Linked DNA regions of Mus musculus: region 2 is linked to region 1. Evidence: chromatin loops called from intact Hi-C (ENCODE). Cell type or tissue: heart. All regions are shown on one strand. Each heading gives the region's core, and the rest is flanking DNA. Links, peaks and the distances in the headings are about the cores only.

Region 1 (5,418 bases), core at 203-5,202:
GAACTCAGATATCCGCCTGCCTCTGCCTCCCGAGTGCTGGGATTAAAGGCGTGTGCCTAATACTTTAAGTTGAACTTAAATTCAACTCAACGTGTGTCCCCTTATGGAATTATCCTATAAAATTATAAGCGACTGAGCAGCACAGATACCAGTGTCAAACAGGGTAGACTCTGATGGCTTCAAACATCTACTGGGGAGACATAAATTTTTAAAATAATTTCAGGTATCATTTCATAAGCAAAAAGGAAGCTCATGACTTTTTGTTTTTCTTTCTTTCCAAAGCTAGATGAAATCTGGAATCCCATCACACTTGTATACATCTACTCTTTGGAGCCTACTACAGTATTCCCTGCCCATACAAGCTTCCATTGCCGTGATTAATAGCATGCTCAGAGGCGTCCTGTGGAGGAAAGGGTTTACTTCAGCTTGACGGTTATAGTTCATCATGAAGGAAAGTTGGGGCAGGAATTCCAGGCAAGAACCTAGAAGCAGAAACTGAAGCAGAGGCCACGGAGGAAGGTGTCTTAATGACTTACTCAGCTTGCTTTCTTCCCTGGAGTTGTACCATTCCCAGTGGGCTGGGCCCTCCCACATCAATCATTAATCAAGAAAATGTCCTACAGACTTGCCTACTGACTATCTGTTGGAGGCATATTTGTTTTCAGTTATGTTCTCTCTTCCCACGAGGGCAAAACTAACCAGCATGCTCCCCTTTTAAACAACGTTCACATTGTCACCTAGAGTTGAAATGAACTCTGACTCCACTGTCACTTAACTTTTCCCCAACATGTGCCACAAGACTGAATCTGGCACAGTGCCACACACAGAGCCAGTGCTCAGAAAATACACACTTGCTAAACATATAAATTAGTCTTCTACGAGCATAGCTAGCTCTTTTTTCTTCTGTAGCTATTTGCTATAGTGGTTCTTTGTATTTCCCACATGCAAACTTCCTTGAAGAAAAATATTGTTTTTGTTAGATGTAGTATTAAATAAGAGCAAAGGTGAAGCCTTTTCTGGGACCCACTGCTAAATCAGCCCTACCTATCTTATTTTGCTAATAAAGTATTCCTCAAAAAAAGAGGAGTACTTTTGGTTAGAATAATCTGGGTTTATCAAGTCCAATGAAGGAATGTACAGAGCATAAACAATTATACATTTCAATAATATAGGTAACTATAACTGAAAGCATTATAACTAGGAACTACAGATGCAGCTGACCTCTAGAATTGCTAACATGACGCCTTTTAGATGGAGGGAAGTACTTTTCCATGACTATTTCATCTGCCACCACAGACGCACTGGATCCGACACTCTGCTGGATGAAAGTACATTTCTAAAGGAAGACTAAATGGCTATTTGTATTTGCTCATCTCCCAGATAAGATCCAAGTGCAATCAATTCTAATTAATGAGCACAATGCAAGGCAACTGAGAGAAATGAATGTTACTTCAGCCTGTGTTCACTTCAGAGGCTAACCTCTCCCCTCTAAATCATCTCATCTGGTCGGCAGGGAGAGAAACCCAAGCGAGACTTCTCCTGGCTTTTATAATTCTAGAAAAGCTGAAGGATTTTAAAGGCTAAACCACAGCGTTACCCTAATTGGCCTTGAAGCCAATCACCTCTCTGTATTTGACCCAATCTATACCTCACTACAACGGGCGAACTGGCGTTTAGTAAACACTCTGCAAACAGACTTCCTACCCAAACCCTGTTCTGCAGCAACTTGCAGTAGCTATTTGGGGCTCACATAATCTCCAAAGTGTGGTCCAAGTAAAAGGAGCACTTCCTAGCCGACGTCCTGTAGAGCAGGCCAGCTCTTCCTCTGCAGTCTCCTTTAAAATAGACTGAGAAGTTTCTTTGGGTAAGTGTGGGGCAGTCATACCGCACCTCCATCTTAACATAAGGGGGATAGCCTACCGCCTCGCAATCCACACAGTACTCCCCCCAAACGGAACGGATCCAGGACGCATTCGCCTCTGGCATTTGGGAAGCAGTCTGACTACAATACCTCTCCAAACAGGGACTGCAAAGTGGACACTTGGGCCTCTCGACAGAGGACCATGCTCTCCAAGTGAGACATTTTGGCGGGCACCACCTGATACTGCAGAGCAGTTGGCCTCCGGTCAGCCCTGCGCCACTCAGGCGTGGTTCACGTAGAACAACCGCAAGCTTTCCGGCCGGAAGCCTGGGCTGGGGGCGGAGCCAGCGCGGTCGAGTGACGTCAGGGAGCCGCGCGACAACGTGGGCCGCTCTAGTCTCCAGGCGGCGGTGCTCAGTGGTCGGTTACTGGTAAGTGGTTATCGCTTCCCACTCTGGCCTGAGCTTTCCAGCCTGAAACCCTTACACAAGCTGAAGGGCGACCTGGGGGCACCTCACCGCCCACCTTCTGTGTCTTCAGTTCCCTCCAGAAAGCCGCACACATAAAAGTACCGACAGAAACGAGTATTCTTTAAAAAAAAATTGGTTTTCCTCTGGCAAGAAAGTGGACAATGGGAACTCTGTGGAACTAACTAAATAAAATCATTTGTTTGTCTTTGCAAGCTTGAAACTAGATGTGGAAGTATTCGAGTGTTAGTGAGGGTAATCAGTAAAATTAACGTTGTCCTTGCACATTTATAGGACACCTGGAAGAAGAAAAGCCTTGAAATGAAAGAATGTATAGGAATAAGAAAATTCGTGTCCAAAGAGAGGGCTTTGGGTCCTGAAAAAAAAATTTGGTCTGGAAACATTGACTCAACTTTTTCTGAATTTTGAGATGTTGGGAGAATCTTTGAACCGTTTATTTATAAACTTCCTTATATAGAACATAAGGACTATAGTAGAGTATTTTTAAGAATAAAAGATAATGTACGCAGTGTCTGCTACACATAGATTTCATAAACAGTGCAAAAAGACAAGGAAAACACGGCACCCATATTAGAAAGAGGCCCATTATGTATTATTGAACAATACAACTGCCTGTGGAGGAAATCTAATTACCACACACACACACACACACTTTGGTTCCAAAGTGGTTGTACAAGTTTGAATTACTACCTGCAATGAAGAAGTATTCCCCTTACTCCACAGCCTCTACCATAAGTAGTTAGTGACAATCCTTTCCCAATCTGTAGGCTGCTGTTTGGTCCTGTTGATAGAGCCCTTTGCCTTACAGAAGCTTTTCAGTTTCATGAGGTCCCATTTATCAATATTTGATCTTAGAGCCTGAGCCACTGGTGTTCTATTCAGGACATTTTCCCTATGCCAGCGTGTTCATGGCTCTTCCCCACTTTCTCTTCTATTAGACTCAATGTATCCGGTTTTATGTTGAGATCCTTGATCCACTTGGACTTGAGGTTTGTGCAAGATGATAAATATGGATCTATTTTCATTCTTCTACATACAGACTGCCAGTTAGACCAGCACCATTTATTGAAGGTGCTTGCTTTCTTTCTTTCTTTCTTTCTTTCTTTCTTTCTTTCTTTCTTTCTTTCTTTCTTTCTTTTTCACTGTATAATTTTGGCTTCTTTTTCAAAGATCAAGTGTTCATAGGTATGTGAGTTTGTTTCTGGGTCTTTGATTCATTTACTTTGATCTGTGAGTCTGTTTTTGTATCAGTATCACACAGGTGTTTTGTATCACTGTTGCTCTTTATTACAGCCTGAGGTCAGGGACTGTGACTCTTCTGGAAGTTCTTTCATTGCTCAGGATTGTTTTGGCTCTCCTGTGGTTTTTGTTTGTTTGTTTGTTTGTTTGTTTCTTATGAAGTTGAGAATTGCTTGTTCAAGGTCTATAAAAAATTGTGTTGGAATCTGTAAATTGCCTTCGGTAGGATGGTCATTTTCACTATTTTAATCCTGCCTATCCTTGAGCATGGGAGAGTTTACATCTAACTGATATCTTCTTCAATTTCTTTCTTTAGGGTGTTGTTTCCCTATTTTTTTTCTCAGACAGTTTATCATTTGTGTAAAGGAAGTCTATTGATTTCTTTGAGCTAATTTTTTATCCAGCCACTTTGCTGAAGTTGTTGATCAGCTGTAGGAGTTCTTTGCTAGAAGTTTGGGGATTGCTTATATATACAATCATATTGAGAGGCCAAGCATACTCCATATTGGGACTGGACTTGATCTAAAAGAAAAAAAAGTTTAAGCACTTGATCTGTAGCTGAACCCAAGTACCAGGAAGGACTCCATGGCTTTTCCTTGGACATGAGTTCCTCTGGTTCCAACCCAGCTCAAACCGGTCAAGTCCAGTTCAGTCTGGTTCAAACCAGTTCATTCTGGCATCCACCGCCCACCACCAAGTCTTGCACATTCCTTTGCCCTCTTCCTCAACTCTTCATGTCCTGGGGTGTTTTCCTGATGGGGCCACGGTGGGGCTTTTGGTGTGGGAATCGAACTCGTGACCCAGTTCGCCAGCCTGTCTGCCCTCTTGATGTCGTTCCCCGCGTGGCGTCAGGTGGAGAGGGCACGGCTTGCAGTGCATCTCTTGGCACTACTGTCCTTCTTGTAGTAGAGTGTAGCGAAGGCAAAGATGTTGAGGAAGGCTCCCACCGTTAATCCTCATGCTCAACTCCTTTGAGTAATCATACTAGAGCCGTCTGGGCCCAGGTCGGGATCCCCAGCCAGGCATCCCTACCTGGGCAGTTTTGAACCCGGAGCGATGGAGGACGAGAACGCGGAGGATGACTTTACAGCAGGGCACCTTGTGGCCTGGCGCGGGAGCCAGGGTGGGGGGAGCATCATGGTACTGAGGTGCCGGACCAGCTCCAGCCAGAACCCCACTTTGGTAGCGCGGTAGTGGTCCTCCTTGCGAGGCTTCTTGATGTGCAGGTACAGCTGAACCACGCGACCTCCTCAAACTGGTTGGGGTGCATATGGATGAACTTGGTGTCCTGGGGCCCTGGTTAGTTGGGGTTGTTGTAGTTCCAAAAGATCCTTACTCACAAGGACCACAGAGACTGCCGCCATCGCAGCAAAACACATGAGGATTTTTATTGATCCAACATGTTGGGGACTCCCCTCTCAGCATGCGGGCCAGAGGAGAGACCAAGAACAAAGAAAGAACACACTTTTTATACCATTTTAAGGGGCAGATTTGAGCAACATGGTTCTCATTGGTGTAGCAAGTAACCCTTTTAGGCATTGGTTGGTTTGTATAGTGACTAAGTAACCCTTTGGCCTAGTGACTCACTTTGCTTGCCCCCATGGTGGGTTATTATGATTTGGTCAGCAAAGTAATAGTACATTTTGAACTTATGGATCAGCTATTAACGTCACAGCTATTAACATAAGGGGAATTCTCGCAACAAGATCAGGGTGGTTTGTGGTCTTTGTCAGAATTCAGTGTGGGGTAGGGGGCAGGAGAATTGCTAATCTTGTTATGGTTATTTCTCTAAGAACAGCTAATACTGTTTTGGTAGCTTCAGGCTTAATC
Region 2 (5,418 bases), core at 277-5,276, 1.2 Mb after region 1:
CTTGAGTCTACAAAAGAGGTTACTTAGTCCCTACCTTTTAAATGGAGTATTTTTTTCTGTACAACGCTTAAACAGTAATAACTATTAGTTACAGGCTGAGGCAGGCGGATTTCTGAGTTCGAGGCCAGCCTGGTCTACAGAGTGAGTTCCAAGACAGCCAGGGCTACACAGAGAAACCTTGTCTCGAAAAACCAAAAATAAATAAATAAATAAATAAATAAATAAATAAATAAATAAATAAATAAATATTAGTTACCTTTGCACGTAGACTTTTGTCTCTCTAAGACTGTGAAATATAGAAAGAGCACTTTGACACTCCTACCTAGTACCACGTGGGCCAAGTATGGAACTCCGGTGTCTTGGTGGCAAATGCTTTTATGCGCTGAGCCATTTTGAGATAGGTGTTGTTCTAGCTGATACCGAATTCACTTTATAGAGCAAGCTGGCAGGGACTAGTGGCAATCTTCCCGCCTCCGCTCCCGACTTGTGGCTCACCATCCTAAGGGTATCATGAGTATTTTCTCCTCCCCTCCTTCCTCTCCCCTCCTTGAATTCAGTGTGTAGCTGGAGTTGACTTTGAACTACTGGTTTTCCCGCCTTCACCTCCCAAACGGTGGAATTCCAAGTGTGAGACACCATGCCAGGGCCGAATTTTATTTTTAGTAACTCCAAAGAAGTGGAGAGAGCTCCTGCACAGAACTCAGCAGCCTGGGAAGCAGTAGGGCTGCCAGGTTCCCTGAGCGGCCAACATGACATCCAACCAGCAGGGGGCGCCACAGAACAGGACAGCGGCGCGCAGATATGCCTCTCTAGGCCAAGAGAACGGAACCAGAGAGTCGGTGATAGGAAGTCGAGGTGGCGCTCAACCCTGCGTCCCAGAAGGCTGGTCTGGTCGCCCAGTCTGTGTGTTCCCTAGCCGGACTCTGCAGGCCGGGCTGGCGGTGCATGGAATCCAGAATTCGTGCGGAGGCAGGATGCTTGCGGCTGACGATATCGGCGAAGTGCCGGCAGCCCCGGTGAGGCGTCCCTGGAAACCCGGGGAAGGGACGCTGGTGACCCTGCGAGGTGGCACAGACCCCACCTCCGCCCCGGGGACAGGTTACCTTGGAAGTGGTTTGGCGGTGGTTCCCACGGCCGGAAGCAGGCAAGGGAGTCCCTGGGGAGGTAGTCACAGTGCAATGTCCGATGTCCCAGAAGATGACAGTTTTGAGAGTTGGCGGGAAAGTGGCCTCGGTGCCCGGGCAGAGTAACTCGGACCCTGGGGAGGTGGTCCAGACCTCTGGGAAGGTGGCAGTAGTGTCAGGCATGCCCCTGGGAGAGGCGCCTAGGACCTCTCCGCCCGTCAGTATGGGACCTTTCGGAGCGCTGTATGAATTCCACTTACTTCAGTCTAACTTGTTTGCCACACCTGTTTTTCTGCCAGTGCTGCCCCGAGAGTGGTGACGAAACGAAGAACACAGACGTGAAAAGTAAGCAGGCTTTAAACCCTTAGTTCTTTTTGTCTAGCTGCCCTTCGAAGCTCGCCTTTTCAGAGTCTGCAAAAGAGTTTCTTAGTCTGCTATCTTTTCAATGGAGTATTCTTTCTGTACAATGTTTAAACAGTAATAAATATTAGTTATCTTTGCACGTGGACTTTTGTCTCTCTAAGACTGTGAAATATAGAAAGAGCACATTGACGCTCCTTCCTAGGACAGTGACTGGTTTGGCTTCACTGGGACCTGCCATTTTAATGAACTGTCAGCTCGTTATCAGGTATTTAGAGGGGTTATGCTGGTCACTGTTACTGGGTTCTAGGAAGAGGTTTGATAATAGGTTAATTGTACTTTTGCCTTCAGTGAGTAAGTAATTACAGTTTGCTGCAGGTAGCCCACACCTTAGGTCCCAGGGCTTGGTCTGGGTAGGTGACATGGAAAAGACCCAGTACCTAGGACAGGAAACTATGTCAGACTCCTGGATATTTGTTATTTCACTTGAGATAAGCGTAGCAGGTTATTAGGAATCCAGCACCCTGAAGGGGCTGTTTTTGTTTCTCTCTCTCTCTCTCTCTCTCTCAATCTCTCTCTCTCTCTCTCTCTCTTTAACCAAGGTGGAGCGTAACCCAGGTTCGCCCCAGACTTTTGTGTGACTAAGGATGACCTTGGACTCCAGATCCACAGTCTTCTATTTCACAGATGTCACATGCCCAACCTCTTTAGGAGCTTTTGAAGTATTTTTTAAAGATTTATTTATTATTATATCTATGTACACTGTAGCTGTCTTCAGACACACCACAAGAGGGCGTCAAATCTCATCATGGGTGATGGTGAGCCAGCATGTGGTCGATGGGACCTGAACTCAGGACCTTTGGAAGAGCAGTCAGTGCTCTTAACCTCTGAGCCATCTCTCCAGCCTGAAGTATTTTTTAAAAAGCCCTTATGTTAACAGTTAAGCTCAGTGACCTTGACAGTAAGAGAAAGGGTGCCCACATTTCCATGTGGCTCCCAGGAGGAAGTTTGCTCTTACTGTTGGCTTCTGATAAGCTTGAAAGATGGCTTGGTGCTTAAGAGTGCTTGCTGCTGTTACAGGGGACCTGGGTTCAGTTCCTGGAACCCACGTGACAGCTCAGTACTTCAGTCTTAGAAGTCTAAATGTACAGTCCTGCCATCCCAGGGCTCTTGCTCACACATGGTACACATAAACTCACGGAAGCAAACACCTGTGCACATAAATCAAATGAACAAATCCTTAAACAAATAAATAATAATTAAAAAAAATAAAACAAAACAAAACCCAAAGCCTGAAGTGGCCTGGGAAGTTAAAGTGCCAGAGCTCTTTCTTGCCTAGAACTTTGGGAGCCCTGGGTTTGAACTTGAGCCCTACACCACCAAACAAACAAAGCAGCAGACAGAATGGGCTTAGCAGTTAAGAGAATTTGATATTCTTCAGAGGAGCTGACTTCACCTACAGTGTGGCTAACAACTGCTTGTAACTATAGTTCTAGGAGATTCAATGCTCTCTTCTGGCCTCTATGTACGTTGACTAATGTGGTAAACAGACATACATATAACACCTACACACATAAAATCTCAAAAGTTTAGGAAATACCTGCCAGCCCATTTGTAAACCAAAAGGGGAAAAGCAGAACAAAACAAAACAACAAACAAACAAACAAGGAAACAAACCAAAAAATGCAAACAAACTTTCTCTACTTTTGTCTGCCCAGATGCCTTGACTCTTGACATCAGCCGAATTGTCATTTTAGAGCGTCAGGTGCAAACTACTTCGTTAAGGACTTTGTCCGTGTCTTCAGTGGCTCAGTTAACTGCTGTGCGACAGTGTGCAGGCTCTTTATAAAAAATGAAAGGGAAGAGACATAAAAATCTGCCAAGCCAGGTGTGGCTCACTTCTGAAATCCCAGCCCTTAGGAGGCTGAGGCAGGAGGATTACCATGATATGGAGATCAGGTTAGGTCACAGAATTATAGTGTATCTAAAATATTGTACACAAATATTAGTGTATTTGGTTTTTAGCTCTTTTTTTTTAAAGTTATGGGCAAGAATAGTGAAGCCTAGACTTGTGCTTTTAAAATTTAGATGTCTGTGACTATGCATGTCTGGTGCCACGGAAGGCCAGAAGAGGGCTTCAGCTTCAGCCTACTTGGAACTGGAACTACAGACGGTTCTAGGCTACTCACATATGAGCTCTGGGAATCCAACCCTGGTCCTCTACAAAATCGACAAGAGCTGTTATTTCTCCAGCCTGTCTTAAGAAACAACAGATAAGGGCTGGAGAGGTGGCTCAGCGGTTAAGAGCACTGACTGCTCTTCCAGGGGTCATGAGTTCAAATCCCAGCAACCACATGGTGGCTCACAACCATCTGATGCCCTCACAACCATCTGATGCCCTCTTCTGGTATGTCTAAAGACAGCTACAGGGTACTTATATATAATCAATCAGTCAATCGATCAATCTTTAAAAAAAAAAAGAAACAACAGATAAAATTAAGTATGATGGTGCATGACTGTAATCCCAGCACCCAAGAGGTGGAGGCAGGAGGATTAGAAATTGACATTAAAGTCATCCTTGACTACCACATGGCAAGTTTGAGACCAGCTTGGGATACATGAGATCTTTCTCAAAAGCAAATGAACAGACAGAAATAGGTAATAAAAAATCTCTGTATAGTTTTGAAGGATCTCACATGCTTCAGAATGTAGTACGCACCTTTAAATAGTTACATGTGGTGCGTGTGGGTTTTGTTTCAAGTGAAGGTAGCATTAGCCGCCTCAGATACAGAGCTCAAGTCTGTGGATACACACCACAACTTACTGGCTTTATGGATGATTCTAAAGATTATCTTCTTATCAGGACGTGAGTGCAGTTGGATTATTCTGTGTTTTGAGACACTGTGTCTTGTGTACCCCAGGCTGGTTTTAAACTTTCTATGTAGCTGAAGATGACCCTGAACTTCCCATCTATGTCAGATATTATTAAAATTTAGATACAGAAAAACCAATTCTGTTAATATATAAAGTAGACAATAGAGTTTTGGTCTGAAAGCATGAACTTTAGTTTCATTTTTTAATCTTTATAGGCTGAGGCAGGCATTATTATTTATTTAGTAGTTTGGAAGTTGAGACTTAGCCTTGTTTTATTTCTCCTACCAGTGGCCTCTTGCTCTTCATGTCTGCAAACAATCTTCTAATTCTTCTTTCTAAATAAAGTTTTTTATTTCATTTTATTTTTGTGTATGTGTGTGTGTGTTTGCATGCCATAGTGTATGTGTGGAGATCAGAGGACTTGTGAGTTAGCTCTGGTCTTCCACCATGTGTGTCTTGAGCTCAGACTTAGGACATCAGCCGTGATGGAAAGTGCCTTTACCTGCTGAGCCATGTTGCTGGCCAGTGTGTCTTTATTGATTCATTATTTTTGTAGAACTGAGAATTAAATGTGGGTTTTTGCTTAGGGTGGGTAAGCACACTATCACTGAGCTACACCCTCAGCACCAAAATATTTTAATTCATGTAAATTAAATAGAACAAAGGGAAAAGAATGTTTTCTGGAGCAAGGAGAAGAGAGAGAAGGAATACCCAGCAGCAGACAGATGGTATGCATTTGTTTTACACTTTGTGTCTGTGTGTGTACACATGTGTGTGTGTGTGCACATCTCAGGACACACAGTTTGCAGAAGTTGTTTCTACACTGCGAGTTCCAGGGGTTGAATTCAGGGCATCAGGCTTTTCAGCAACTCCTGTACCAAATGAGCCATCCTGCTGGCCTTGTAGTGTTTCTGTTGTTTGGTTTGTATGTATGTATGTATGAATGTATGTATGTATGTATGTATGTATGTATGTATGTATGTATGTATGTATGTATTGTGTGTGGGGGTGTGTGCCTGCCATGGCGTGATTGTGGAGATGAAAAGACAACTTTGTGAAG

What was found. Hi-C counts contacts between places; a loop is a spot of excess contacts. Peaks named below come from ENCODE experiments on the same cell type or tissue, not always from the same donor. Only the 100,000 strongest peaks of a DNase experiment are listed, where the experiment ranks them.
Region 2: it touches region 1 in a loop (3-fold over the local background); 2 of 42 quality-filtered maps call a loop at or near these places.

Annotation. Positions count from the first base shown.
Region 1 is chr5:22,548,181-22,553,598 of GRCm38, forward strand. Orc5 (origin recognition complex, subunit 5) reads right to left here and starts at 2,158. Exons shown (of 14, transcript NM_011959.3): 1 at 2,012-2,158. The coding sequence starts at 2,083. 6030443J06Rik (RIKEN cDNA 6030443J06 gene) reads left to right here and starts at 2,233. Exons shown (of 3, transcript NR_102315.1): 1 at 2,233-2,292. In heart, for the core only: a CTCF peak has its summit at 2,249; a DNase peak (open chromatin) is centred at 2,201; H3K4me3 peaks cover 2,011 bases; H3K27ac peaks cover 1,637 bases.
Region 2 is chr5:23,786,867-23,792,284 of GRCm38, forward strand. It overlaps Rint1 (RAD50 interactor 1), which reads left to right and starts at 845. Exons shown (of 15, transcript NM_177323.4): 1 at 845-1,016; 2 at 1,424-1,469. The coding sequence starts at 975. In heart, for the core only: a CTCF peak has its summit at 2,275 (motif pointing right); a DNase peak (open chromatin) is centred at 795; H3K4me3 peaks cover 1,620 bases; H3K27ac peaks cover 1,483 bases.